Linked DNA regions of Homo sapiens: all the other regions are linked to region 1. A link is a contact called in ENCODE Hi-C or POLR2A ChIA-PET data. All regions are on one chromosome and are shown on one strand. Each heading gives the region's core, a stretch centred on a gene start or an enhancer-like site at or near the end of the contact. The rest is flanking DNA. Distances are from core to core; before and after follow the strand shown. Region 1 has its middle 19 kb from the start of TEX2. Region 2 holds the start of DDX5 (DEAD-box helicase 5). Region 3 overlaps ERN1 (endoplasmic reticulum to nucleus signaling 1). Region 4 overlaps ERN1 (endoplasmic reticulum to nucleus signaling 1).

Region 1 (2,952 bases), core at 286-2,785:
CTCTGGACTACTAGAAGCATCTGAGTACCACAGCGGTGCCCACTTTGGAAAACCCTATTCTATGTCATCACGTACTGGTCATACAAATTGAGACACTGCCCTAGTCATTACAACCAGCCTTGGCTGTCCCTAAATCCCCCTCAGGCACCCACTACTCATCCTTCCCTAGAGAGATCACTTCTATAAATGACACACATCATCCATGACATGGGGATTCCACCTGAATTTACTTAGGGGAATGGTTCAAACCGTATATTTTAACTACACCCGGAGATTCTTCTTCAAGATTCCTTTAAGCGTTTGTCTTAGTCTGTTCCTGCTGCTATAACAAAATACCTTAGTCTGGGTGATTTATAAATAGTAGAAATTTATTTCTCACAGTTCTGGAGGCTGGAAAGTCCAAGATCAAGGGATTGGCAGATCCAGTATCTGGTGAGGGCTCCATCTCTGCTTTCAAGATGGTGCCTTGTTGCTGCGTCCTCCAGAAGAGACAAATGCTGTCTCCTCACATGGTGGAAAGGGAGAAAGGGATGAAAAGGACAAATAGGCTCCCTTCAGCCCTTTTATAAGAACCCTAATCCCATTCATGAGGGCAAGGCCCTCTGACCTAGTCATCTCCTAAAAGCCCCACCTCATGCATTGGGAACGAAATTTCAACACACATTTCGAAGAGACACACACATTCAAACCACAGTAGGGTTGTTCCTTTTAAACATTATTTAAAGGCACCCATATGTATGTAATAATAATAAGGGGGGCTGGGCACGGTGGCTCACGCCTGTAATCCCGGCACTTTGGGATGCCGAGGCGAACAGATCACTTGAGGTCAGGAGTTCGAGACCAGCCTGGCTAACATGGTGAAACCCCATCTCTACTAAAAATACAAAAACCAGCTGGGTGTGGTGGCACGTGTGCCTGTAGTCCCAGCTACCTGGGAGGCTGAGGCAGGAGAATCGCTTGAAACCAGGAGGCAGAGGTTGCTGTGAGCAGAGATCACACCACTGCACTCCAGCCTGGGCAACAGAGTGAGACTCTGTCTCAAAAATAATAATAAGGGCTTGGGGCTTTACCTATATTAAATAATTATGATTAAATGTAAATATAAGTGTAATTAAATTATTACACTAAATAGTCTTCACAACAAGCTTGAGAGCTGGGTATGAAGATTATCATGTTCTTTTCACAGATGAAGAAGCTGTGGCTCAGCAGGTTTGGGGGCAGAGCCAGGAGGAAATCCGCCATCTGCCTCCAGAGCCCTGCTTCGATGACATGTGTCACTCTTGAAACAATGCCACACTCTGGAGGAAGTTTTCCAGATTCCTCCGGAAGAGGACAGAGACTGGCAATTCCGGAAAGGTCATCTAGGGAGTGCCAGGTCCCCAAACCCACTGAGCCTTTGTCAATTACAGATCCCCAGGGCCCCCCACCCCCGACCGCCTGCGTCAGGATTTCTGGGCAGACACAACAAAATTATGTCAAAGCGCCCCAAACACTTCAGAGCCAAGTGGCCCCGCAGCTGGTTTAGGGGCCTTCCAGAACAGTTGGCCCCGGGGGGATTCGATGTGGGTGGAGGACGCAGGTATGGGTTCCTCTCGGACCACCCTCTCTCAGGTGGGCTTCCAGCGGGCAGGGGCCAGCTTTTCTCTGCACTAGTGGGTGGGCTTGCTCCTCTCTGTACATTGGACACAGTGGAGACAAATTTCCGGAAAGGCTCAGGCTGAACACAGGATAGCCCTAAGGGTGGGCTAGATTCATGGAGAATGTATCGCGGACTAGTCAGTCATATAAAATACTTGAGCCATATTTTTGTTCACCTGAGGTCAATTCCATGAGGCCCCTGGGATACCCACTGGGCCCATAGAAGCCCCAAGATAAAAGTCCCAGCGTAACATTTTTGCTACTTATGGAGCTATACCATTGCTTGTTTAATTCTTCCTTGAAATTTTTTTTTTTTTGTCTAAGAGTAGTTGCTTAGTTTGACCACGAGGTAGCGCTAACGGGCTTGGTAGCCAATGGACGGGGGCGTGGTAAGCCTTGTGGACTTAAGAGGAAAATCTCAACATTGCCCCTTTATTAATTAATCAAACCTTGGATTTTTTCCCCCCATTCTGCACTTTCCAAATTTTCTGTATTGAGTTTGCATTGTTTTTACAGAAGCAGAATAAGGGCAGGGGTGGGGGACGATAGAGAATCACTACGCAATGATAATCTGTTATTTTGACATATTAACTTTAGACACTGTCTTTATGTGGCTGTAGTTATAGGATATGTGTATTTGTTTTATTGGAGTGCAGTGGCATGATCACAGCTCACTGCAGCCTCGACCTCCTGTGCTCAAGTGATCCTCCCATCTCAGCTTCCCAAGCAGCTGGGACTACCGGTGTGTGCCACCATGCCCAGGTAATTTTTTTGTTTTTAATTTTTTGTTTGTTTGTTTTGAGATGGTCTCGCTCTGTCACCCAAGCTGGAATGCAGTGATGCGATCTTGGCTCACTGCAACCTCTGCCTCTCAGGTTCAAGGGATTCTCATACCTCAGCCTCCCAAGTAGCTGGGACTACAGCTGCATGCCACCATGCCCAGTTAATTTTTGCATTTTTAGTATAGACAGGGTTTCGCCATGTTGGCCAAGCTGGTCTCGAACTCCTGACCTCAAGTGATCCACCTATCTCGGCCTCCCAAAGTGCTGGGATTACAGGTGTGAGCCACCCCACGCAGCCTGTTTTTATTTTTTTGTAGGGGTCTCTCTATGTTGCCCAGGCTGGTCTCCAACTCTTGGGCTCAAGCGATCCTCCAGCCTCAGCCTCCCAAAGTGCTAGGATTATAGGTGTGAGCCATCAGGCCTGGCCTGTTTTATCATTTTTAAACTTGACTTTATAATTTTTTATGTTACTACAAGTTCTTCATGAACATTTATTACTGCACATTTTACAGTGACCATATATTGAGGGTTC
Region 2 (2,952 bases), core at 453-2,952, 220 kb before region 1:
ATGAAGCTCAGAATTATCAATACTGTTGACGTTTCCTGCGTACCACATTCTCCTCTCCCCTAGATATTGCTGGGATTTGCAAAGTTTAACGGTTTCTGTACCAAAAGTAACTTAGCTTAAAATACTTGTTCCTTGAAATGCCTGGGAATTGGTAGGAAAGCACTTTCAATCGGTATTAGAAACAAACATCTCCACTATGTTCTGGACACGTAACGTTCTGGAAACGAATGAGAGTGTATTTTCCATGCACATAATCCCCCTCCCCACGCCCATTTCTCACAGCTGGCCAAACCATGACAACTGGTTTGTACGCAGTCCTTGTGAAAAGGATGAAAGCGTCCTAGACAACCAAATTAATTCGCTCTTCAAAAGCGGTGCTAGACAAAGCCCATGACTCTAGAGGGCACTGAAGAGAAAAAAGCACAACTATTCTACAGGGGCATATTCTACTATTCTGCAGGGGCATAATAAATCTTAAGAATGCTGTTCCTTTAAAGACCAATACAAAAGCAGGTACGACCTCAGGGCCCATAGTGCAAGGGCGGAGGGCACACGGACAGCGGCTAGACGCCCCACAGAAAGACAAGTCCGGGGACGACCCTTCTGACCGCTCTTTTTACAGCCAGGACCCAAGTGTCCTACCGGCCTCGCCCCAGTGCCTCTCTCTCTCCCACAGCATACTGCTGTTCCACGGCCTCGAAGCGAAGAGGTGGTGAAGCTGAGAGACCCTATCCAGGGAACCCGCCAGCGCGACGCGGCGTCTGAAGGTCACGAGCCCCGCCGACAGCCCAGACCCAGTCCGGGCTAGCCCGAGGCCTCCCTGGAGGTGGACGGTTTCAGTCCACACATACTGGGACCCCAGGGAGACACTCACCAGCATCCGAGCCTGCCATGTTTCAGAGGCAGGTCGCCGCCGGACTCCGACGCGGCCGGGAAGGCGACGGTGTCCTGGAAGGACCGATCCACGCAGACCCGACACTGGGGCGCGGACGCACGAACCAAAGCGCGGGGAAGGAGGCGTGAAAGAAGGACGGACGTTAAAAGAGCTTCTCGCCGCTGATTGGTCATCAGAGGAGCACTTCCTTTCACAGGACGTGAAACGGGGGCGGTTTGGGAAGTTTAGAGACCATTCTCCGCCGACCAAAACCCGTCAAAGGATTATCAGACACGCGGGTCGGACGGTCCACATCAGCCGGCAGCCCGGGCGGGTCCCGGGGTGCGAGCAGCGCACTTCCGGTGAGCTATTTCGTTTTGTATCCCTCCGCCGACGTCAACGGGAAAGTAGTGCGGACCGCTCTCTCGGTGGTCCGGGGTGGTACAGCCACGTGACAACGCCAGGCCCCGCCTTCCCCCTCTTTTGGTTACAGACGTGAGGGCTCTTTGGAGACGTAAACATCTCCGAGTGGCGAGGGTGGGCGGGGCTGGGCTTGGGAAAGGGCGGGGTGGCTTGCTTGAGGTGTGGAAAGACCAGAAGAAGGTGAGGTCAAGAGAGTGCAGAATGAGGCATTCCAATGGTGGGTGGGCCCTGACCTGAGAGAGTGGCGCGGGGAGGGGTGAAAGCGCGGCGATCCTGGAACGCCAGCGGGCGTTGCGGCCTATGCGCGAGGGGCGGGGCGATTAGGTCATAGAGCGGCTCCCAGCGTTCCCTGCGGCGTAGGAGGCGGTCCAGACTATAAAAGCGGCTGCCGGAAAGCGGCCGGCACCTCATTCATTTCTACCGGTCTCTAGTAGTGCAGCTTCGGCTGGTGTCATCGGTGTCCTTCCTCCGCTGCCGCCCCCGCAAGGCTTCGCCGTCATCGAGGCCATTTCCAGCGACTTGTCGCACGCTTTTCTATATACTTCGTTCCCCGCCAACCGCAACCATTGACGCCATGTCGGGTTATTCGAGTGACCGAGACCGCGGCCGGGACCGAGGGTGAGTTTGGGAGCCGAGCTGTCAGGCCTGGCGGGTGGGGGGATGGGAGGGCGGGTCAGGGTGGCGGCCGGCGGGGGCTTTGCGGCTTGGACTTGGCCTTTCCGGGCTATCTTGGGACTTCCTTTCCCGAAGGCTTGCGCCATTTTGATATTCACGTCACAGTGATTGGAAGAGATTTGACGGTGTAGTGTCTTCAAGCTTGCTTTTTGTGTGGGGATTGGGGAGCTGTCGGGGCGGCTGCCATTTGGTAGCTGTTGAGGGAGTTGAGAGGGAGCGTATTGTGCGGATGAAAGCGGGACGCTTCGAGGCAGACGAAGGAACATCTGTTAGGTGCGGCGTTTCGGGAGGTGTTTTTGGGGTGGCCGGGCATTCTGTGGGAGCGAGGGGACCACTTCCAAAGCCCTGGTGCTGTTGGGGTAGGAGGGCGGCCGGCATCAGCCATGTGGCTGAGTCGCGAGTACAAAATGCCGGCCTCGGACATGGCGGCGGCGCCTTTGTTACCCCGCCCGGCGGAGGAGCTCAAAATGGCAGCGTCGAGAAAATGTGGCGCAGAGAGAAATGCGAGACAAAGGGGGAAGCGCCGCCCCAGCGGGAACGCCGCCCGGCCGACTCCGCCCGGGCCGGGACTCCTCCCCCGGTAGTCGCCGGCTCCTCCTTTTCTTTTTTCCTGCGTTATATAATTTTGATTCGTTGATCCGGAGCTCTACCGCGGCGTTCCCCCAGCTGGGTTTGCTAGCAGAAGTGTTTCTGAGAAAACCCTTGTTCTGTTATCGCTGACTGTACTGTTTAGGTTCTTACCACTAAAGCTGTTTGGTTCCAAAACGGCCATATGAGTAACATCGTCGTGATGCTCTTCGGTTCATGTAGCCTTGTTATTGCTGATAGTGAATTGCTAGGCTGGTGGGGAAGATTACAGTAACCACAAGAAGTGGTGTGTGCCAGAATCCCAAATTCTGGCATGTGGGTGACAAGTTTCCGACATGATAAATCCCCGGCTTCCGACATGATAAATCCCAGGCTGTTTACATGACCTAAGT
Region 3 (2,952 bases), core at 310-2,809, 200 kb after region 1:
TCCTGCAGGTGTAAAACTTGTGCCATTCCAGGCCTCAGCTGGACACACGATGGGGGCCGGGGAGTGGAGTTGAGGCCAGTGGCTGCTCCCAGGGGATCAGTGAGCAGGTTTGTTTCTTTCCCGTGTTAATCCTGGGAGACCAAACCTTGATTTCAGCTATATTTTCCCTCTACCTTTACCAGATAACCTTACCTTTACCTTACATAACAGCCACTTTTTATATTTGTGAAGTAACTCCCCCACAACTTTTTTTTTCTGAAAGTAAAACAACTTGGTGACATTGGCTTTTATTCTTATCGGGCCCCATATAGATAGTGGCTTATTTTACAGCAGTATTTGTTTACATCCCTACAGGTAGGACAGTGTTTCTTTTCACATGGCTGAAAACTTTTTTTTTTAAAGCAAGAATCTTACCTGATATCAGTTCTCATTATTAAATCAAAACCACTTTTTCATGTTACTCTTTTAGTGCACATTTTCAGATAATGCTCTTTTTATTTTTGCTGACTTTCCAAAGATAATTTTCTCTTTAACCTTTTTTAATATGAAAAAATTTAACCATATGTACAGAGAGTAGTAAAATAACACTCCAGTGTTCCCGTGTCTCATCTTTAACTGTTATCAACAGCCTGCCACTTCTTGTTTTATCTGTCCTCCCCGCCCCCCGTATAATTATTTTCTGTAGTATTTTAAAGCAAATCTTGAATTCAGATGATTCTTAAAGAAAAACATTTACAGAATTAGGTCATTGTTACATTTCAGAAGCCAAGCAGCAGTGTGTCTGCCTCTGTCAGAACTGTCTTAATAATTGTGTCTTTACCTGGGCTGCAGCTTTGAAGAGGCTTATTCCAGGTGCTTATTTTACTGAGTGGATGGGAAATGCTAAGATAACCATAAGGCCCTCCTACTGGAGTTTATCTTCTCCTAAGCCTAGAAAAAAAAAATCACAGTTCTTAAACACCAATGTAGTTGTCCCGGGAATCTTCCCCTGTCTCCTGCCAATGTCCTGAATCTTAACTGGAACCTTCCTGATACAGGGCATATCTTGGGACCTGAGGCCTCAGTGTCAGGTGACCAGTGGATAAGCTATAGAAAACCAGGAAAATCTGCATCTGAAGACGAGTCTGTGTGACTGAGCAAACACTGTACAGCAAAGATCAGGTTATGAACAGGAATTTAAATCATGTTGGTCTGCATGTCTTGTTTCTGGTGAATTCCTGGAATTTGGCCATGTCCTCTTAATCTGTGTTTATCTGTGATACCTTTAAGTGGCTGAAACAAACAAAAAAGATGCCATTTTACTGCTGTGTTTTCTTCGGAATATGATATTCTTGCTCTTCTTGGCTTGCATGCCTTCAGGCCGGTGTTAAAATAACTGGGTTATTGCACCTTGACTAGCTTGTTTCAGTAGGATGAGTGTGGTGTGCCTTTATTTCCTGTCTCTTGCATCAGTCTGTTTGTGAGAGTGTACCGAGAGGTGATTAATGGGAAAGATAAACATGTGCTTACTGACTGAAAGTTCTTCCTGTTTCCTAGAGTGTTTTTGGTTTAGTGAGTTGTTTGTTTGCTGCCCACAGACCGCATATGGTGTGTGTACACCTCTGTTGTTGTGAACACCATATGCCTTTGTATAGGAGCTGGGCTTTTAAGCAAAGTCAACATATGATAAGGCTTAAAAGATTTTCCTTCATCCAATAATTGGATGGATTGGACAGCCGTCTGTCACCATAAGCAGAGCCTACAGAGTCTGGAATTCTGCATACAAAATCATGTAAGAATACTTGCTGTTCTTGCCCCCCAGAGATTAAGTTGTGTATAGCATGGCTGTGGGGTTTTGGTTGCTGGAAATACCTCATCGCTGTGAGTCTCCTGCCTGCGGACTTTTGGATCTGTCACTACACAGTGCTGCTGTGCCAGTGTTCATGCTCTCTCACTGCCACCACCATCTGCCCCTGGAATCAGGAGCTTCCTCTTGCTTTGTGCCCAGGAAAATCTAGGGAGGGAAGAATTCTGCCATTAATTGCTGCAAATGTAAAATTGACTTAGAGAAAAAAACGTGTTCTCAATTTAAAAAGTAATGCCTGCTCTTGCAGAAATTTTAAGATATAGAAAAGGTTGGGGGGAGTTGCATTTCCAACAAGGATAACTTACAATTAGCATTTTTGATCTTTCCATCTAATTAGGTACATTGAAGCCTTTCCCCATAGTTGCATTAATACTCTATGTACAATGTTATCTTTTCTCCTGAACATAATAGCATAGGTTTGTATATGTCTTAAAATTTTATTAGCCCTCTTAGAAGCCTTAATTTTTTGCCAAGTGGACATTCTATAACTTAACCATATTATTGGGTAGGTCATTTGTAATGCTGCTACGTACACATCTTTGTACAAAAACCATTTTCTATAGTTTATATTGTCTTTAAATTAGATTTTATAAAAATGCAATGGGGGGGCCAAAGGGAATGAACACTTGGAGGCTCTAGAATTGCCGCTCCAAAGAGGTGTGTCCATTTACTGGCCAATCAAAGTTAGTTCTTAAACCCATTTTACTTTTCCTAATGGGAATATGTAGAGCTACTCCAGGCATCGGACAAGGTAATGATTAAGGTTTTAGAAGTCTTTGAGGTGTCAGATAGTGATGCTCTGACCCCTTGTCCACGGTGTGTGGTGACTGGTTCTTCGTTCTGCATCCATCCCCCAAGTTATATGCAAGTTTCTTGAAAGCAGTTCTGTTCTGGTCTCAGTTCTCTATCCAGCCTCAGTAACTATCCAAGAGCTTACATTTGCATCATTGTGGATATGTTTTCTAAAAGATATGCACGGTGATACAAAAATGCATATAACCTTCACGTGCACTAGCCCATGTAGGTTAACAGGAGGGAGAAAGTTATTACCGGTACAACTTGGCCTGGTCCTGGGAAGCCTCTGGGAATCTTGACATTTTGGGATG
Region 4 (2,952 bases), core at 317-2,816, 170 kb after region 1:
GACTTAAAGGATTATCCAGCTAATTGGAGAGAGGAAGGTGGTATGGTGGCCTGGGCCGGTAGAGAAGTGTGTGATCCTCAAATCAACTTCAAACAATGGGGGTCCTGGCTGGCAGAAGTCAGTCAAGCCAGATATCTCAACTCGGGGTGTATTTCATAGTACTTCTTTTCTAGCCTAAAGTTTGGCAACATCTGGCCAGTGTAGGTAGCAATTATGTCATAAATACAGTTGTTTGTAGGTAATTTTAATTTAACTAGAGTATTTTTCCACTTTCTACTTGACTCTCCTGTCTACTCCTCTACTGTCCCCTGCAAGAAATTCCTAACTAAATATGAAGAGCAAAATTGACAGTTTCAGATTAGTTGCTGTTACCAGGACTGAAAAACTTGGTATGTAATTAAATTTTTTTCCCTTGGGGTTTCTACGTGAGGACTTCTTTTTTTTTTCTATTTTTTTTGAGATGGAGTTTCCCTCTTGTCACCCAGGCTGGAGTGCAATGGTGCGATCTCAGCTCACTGCAACCTCTGCCTCCTGGGTTCAAGTGATTCTTCTGCCTCAGCCTCCCAAGTAATTGGGATTACAGGTGCCCGCCACCACGCCCAGCTAATTTTTTGTGTTTTTAGTAGAGACGGGGTTTCCCCATGTTGACCAGGCTGGTCGCGAACTCCTGACCTCAGGTGATCCACCTGCGTTGGCCTCCCAAAGTGCTGGGATTACAGGCATGAGCTACTGCACCCGGCCAGGACTTCTTAATAGTAGGTTTAACTGCATATGAGTAGACATACTCAAATGGATAAAATTTGACTTTTTGTAAGGCCAATGGTGCACATACAAATTTATAGTCTGTCAGGCCTGTATTAGTTTAGTTTGTTTAGGATGTTTCTCCATTAAAGTAAATTAGCCTGATACGTTTCTTGGTTGTTACTAGATATCAGTTGATGCTGTTTCCCTTTAGCAAAGACAACAAAATAGAGTAGTGACACCTGCATTCTAAAGCTCAGCCACTAAATGAGCATGTAACCTTGGGTTTCAGTTTTCCTAAAGTGTGGGATTTGGCTTAGCTCCCCAGGTATCCTGAGGGACCTTAGGGATTTGATACCACCCTAAGAAAAAGGGCTTGTTTTCCTAACCACGTCAGGGAAAACGATTTCATGTAGCACCATTCATGTCCAGATATGTTTCTTCTTCCAATGATGGCAATGTAAGTTGATGGCAGAGCAACCATGAACATAAACAGAACTGCAAATGGTTGAACTCAGACACTCAGCCCAGGCCCCAAAACCAGTTTGGGGGGAACTGTATTCACCTATTATGAAATTAGCATACCTTTGCATTCAGGAATACAGTGGATTTATGAGGTACTTTTTTTTTTTTTTAATCAGATCTATTAAAGGAGGACAGTAGCCTAAACTGAAGAAGAGTCCTAACTGTCTTGGGTGGTGGTTAATTACACCATACGGCAGACTTGCCACAAACACTGAAAGTTTAACTCTCTCAGCTGCTTAGTTTGGAAACCACACAGTGCTGTTCAGTTAGGCCTTGGCCTTTTCTGCATCCCAGCTAGACACTTGACTCCCATCCAAAGCAAATGTCATGGTTGCCTTTATTGACTTAATATCAGGAAACATAACAGCCGATAGACTGGTTAGAAGGAACTGTATGGTTGATGGATTATTGCTGACCTACACACAGGTAAACGAAGTATAACAGAATTTGGAATGATTTACTGGTGGACTGAAATCTTTAAAACAGTAAGACTTTTGTTTGTGTCTATGGCTGATGTTTTAATTCAGTTCTGAATGTTCTTCCACAGACAGGAGACTAAAAGTAGTGAAATATTTGTTACTCACTGTTCAGGTGGCTGTATAGAAATCTCCATATTTGGGTATAAGTACTTTGCTGCAGTATGTGTAAATGAGATGAGGGTCAGGGAACAGGGTTTGATTTGAATAAAAATCTGTTTTGTAGGCCAGCCGCTCAAGCCTGTAATCCCAGCACTTTGAGAGGTGAGGCGGGAAGATTGCTTGAGCCCAGGAGTTCAACACCAGCCTGGGCAACATAGTAGGACCCCATCTCTACAAAAAATGAAATAAAAAGCCAGGCATAGTGGTGCATGCTTGTAGTCGCAGCTACTCGGGAGGCTGAGGTGGGAGAATCGCTTGAGCCCAGGAGGTCGAGGCTGCAGTGAGCCATGATTTGTGCTGCTGTACTCCAGCCTGGGTGACAGAGCAAGACCCTGTCTCAAAGAAACAAAACAAAACAAATTTTTTTTGTATCTGTCTTAATTAAGTCTTTACTTAACATAACTTCAAAGATAGTCCTTTGTGAGCGGAGAGTTGAGCCCCTCCTGATCATTGTGAGGCTTTTACTCTGAGGGCTTGCTTTAATCATTGAGAGAGTTTTATGTCATGGACCTTTGCACTTACTGGGCACTGATTTCAGTGTTCTACTGCTTTGGTGAATTTTTGATGTCTTTTTGGCCATGATCGGACAGTCTCCTACTATGTGATGAAATGGTATTAGAAAGCGGTACTCTGCTGGCTGCCTTTATAAAGCAGAGAATCACAAATGCCCAGGCTTTGAGTTTATAGTCTGAGACAGATAATATTGCTGCAAGTAGAAGAATTGTAGACACAGATGTCCTTGTTTTGAATATCCTTTAGTGCCTTTCAAGGGTCTGTGTTATAGAATACCATTTTGAGGTACTTCTTCCTGTTGTTTTGATGTTACTGCACAGGTTGAGTGAGAGAGAGCTTGTGTGTGTGTATAAGAAACCCTGTAGGACTGGTGTCCTATGAGAGAAAGAGACAGCGAGCTTGTGTGTGTGTGTGTGTGTGTGTGTGTGTGTGTGTGTGTGTGTGTGTGTAAGAAACCCTGTAGGACTGGTGTCCTGTTATGGCATGCCAGAAAGTGTCTTACTGGTATTTCTTAAAATCAGCTGATCCATCCTGT

The links. Hi-C counts contacts between places; a loop is a spot of excess contacts on that map. ChIA-PET counts read pairs that join two places held with the same protein, here RNA polymerase II (POLR2A). Pooled maps may share reads with other maps.
Region 2: a pooled map shows a loop between it and region 1 (2.3-fold over the local background). The contact joins the promoter of DDX5 here to the enhancer-like site in region 1. A Hi-C loop is called at or near these places in 1 of 50 pooled maps. POLR2A ChIA-PET finds 5 or more read pairs at or near these places in 8 of 52 experiments (Caco-2, H1, K562 and 5 more).
Region 3: a loop to region 1 is called in a pooled map, with 4 times the contacts of the local background. The contact joins two enhancer-like sites. A Hi-C loop is called at or near these places in 5 of 50 pooled maps. POLR2A ChIA-PET finds 5 or more read pairs at or near these places in 3 of 52 experiments (CD8-positive, alpha-beta memory T cell, HepG2 and PC-9).
Region 4: a pooled map shows a loop between it and region 1 (2.9-fold over the local background). The contact joins two enhancer-like sites. A Hi-C loop is called at or near these places in 3 of 50 pooled maps. POLR2A ChIA-PET finds 5 or more read pairs at or near these places in 5 of 52 experiments (AG04449, H1, HepG2 and 2 more).

Annotation. Positions count from the first base shown.
Region 1 is chr17:64,281,192-64,284,143 of GRCh38, reverse strand. No RefSeq gene overlaps it. Among named protein-coding and RNA genes, the nearest start is that of TEX2, 19 kb to the right of the region's middle. Within about 2 kb of position 1,535, at least 3 of the 41 ENCODE cell types and tissues checked have a DNase peak (open chromatin) inside an H3K27ac peak, as active enhancers do.
Region 2 is chr17:64,505,039-64,507,990 of GRCh38, reverse strand. It overlaps DDX5 (DEAD-box helicase 5), which reads left to right and starts at 1,702. Exons shown (of 13, transcript NM_004396.5): 1 at 1,702-1,915. The coding sequence starts at 1,872. CEP95 (centrosomal protein 95) reads right to left here and starts at 1,014. Exons shown (of 20, transcript NM_138363.3): 1 at 875-1,014. The coding sequence starts at 893. RefSeq lists enhancers at 402-511, 224-840, 822-911, 1,112-1,351, 2,052-2,181 and 1 more and a silencer at 2,542-2,611.
Region 3 is chr17:64,080,843-64,083,794 of GRCh38, reverse strand. The region is part of intron 2 of ERN1 (endoplasmic reticulum to nucleus signaling 1); the gene reads left to right. Among named protein-coding and RNA genes, the nearest start is that of ERN1, 48 kb to the left of the region's middle. RefSeq lists an enhancer at 1,318-1,437. Within about 2 kb of position 1,559, at least 14 of the 41 ENCODE cell types and tissues checked have a DNase peak (open chromatin) inside an H3K27ac peak, as active enhancers do.
Region 4 is chr17:64,106,630-64,109,581 of GRCh38, reverse strand. All of the region lies in intron 1 of ERN1 (endoplasmic reticulum to nucleus signaling 1), which reads left to right. Among named protein-coding and RNA genes, the nearest start is that of ERN1, 22 kb to the left of the region's middle. Within about 2 kb of position 1,566, at least 3 of the 41 ENCODE cell types and tissues checked have a DNase peak (open chromatin) inside an H3K27ac peak, as active enhancers do.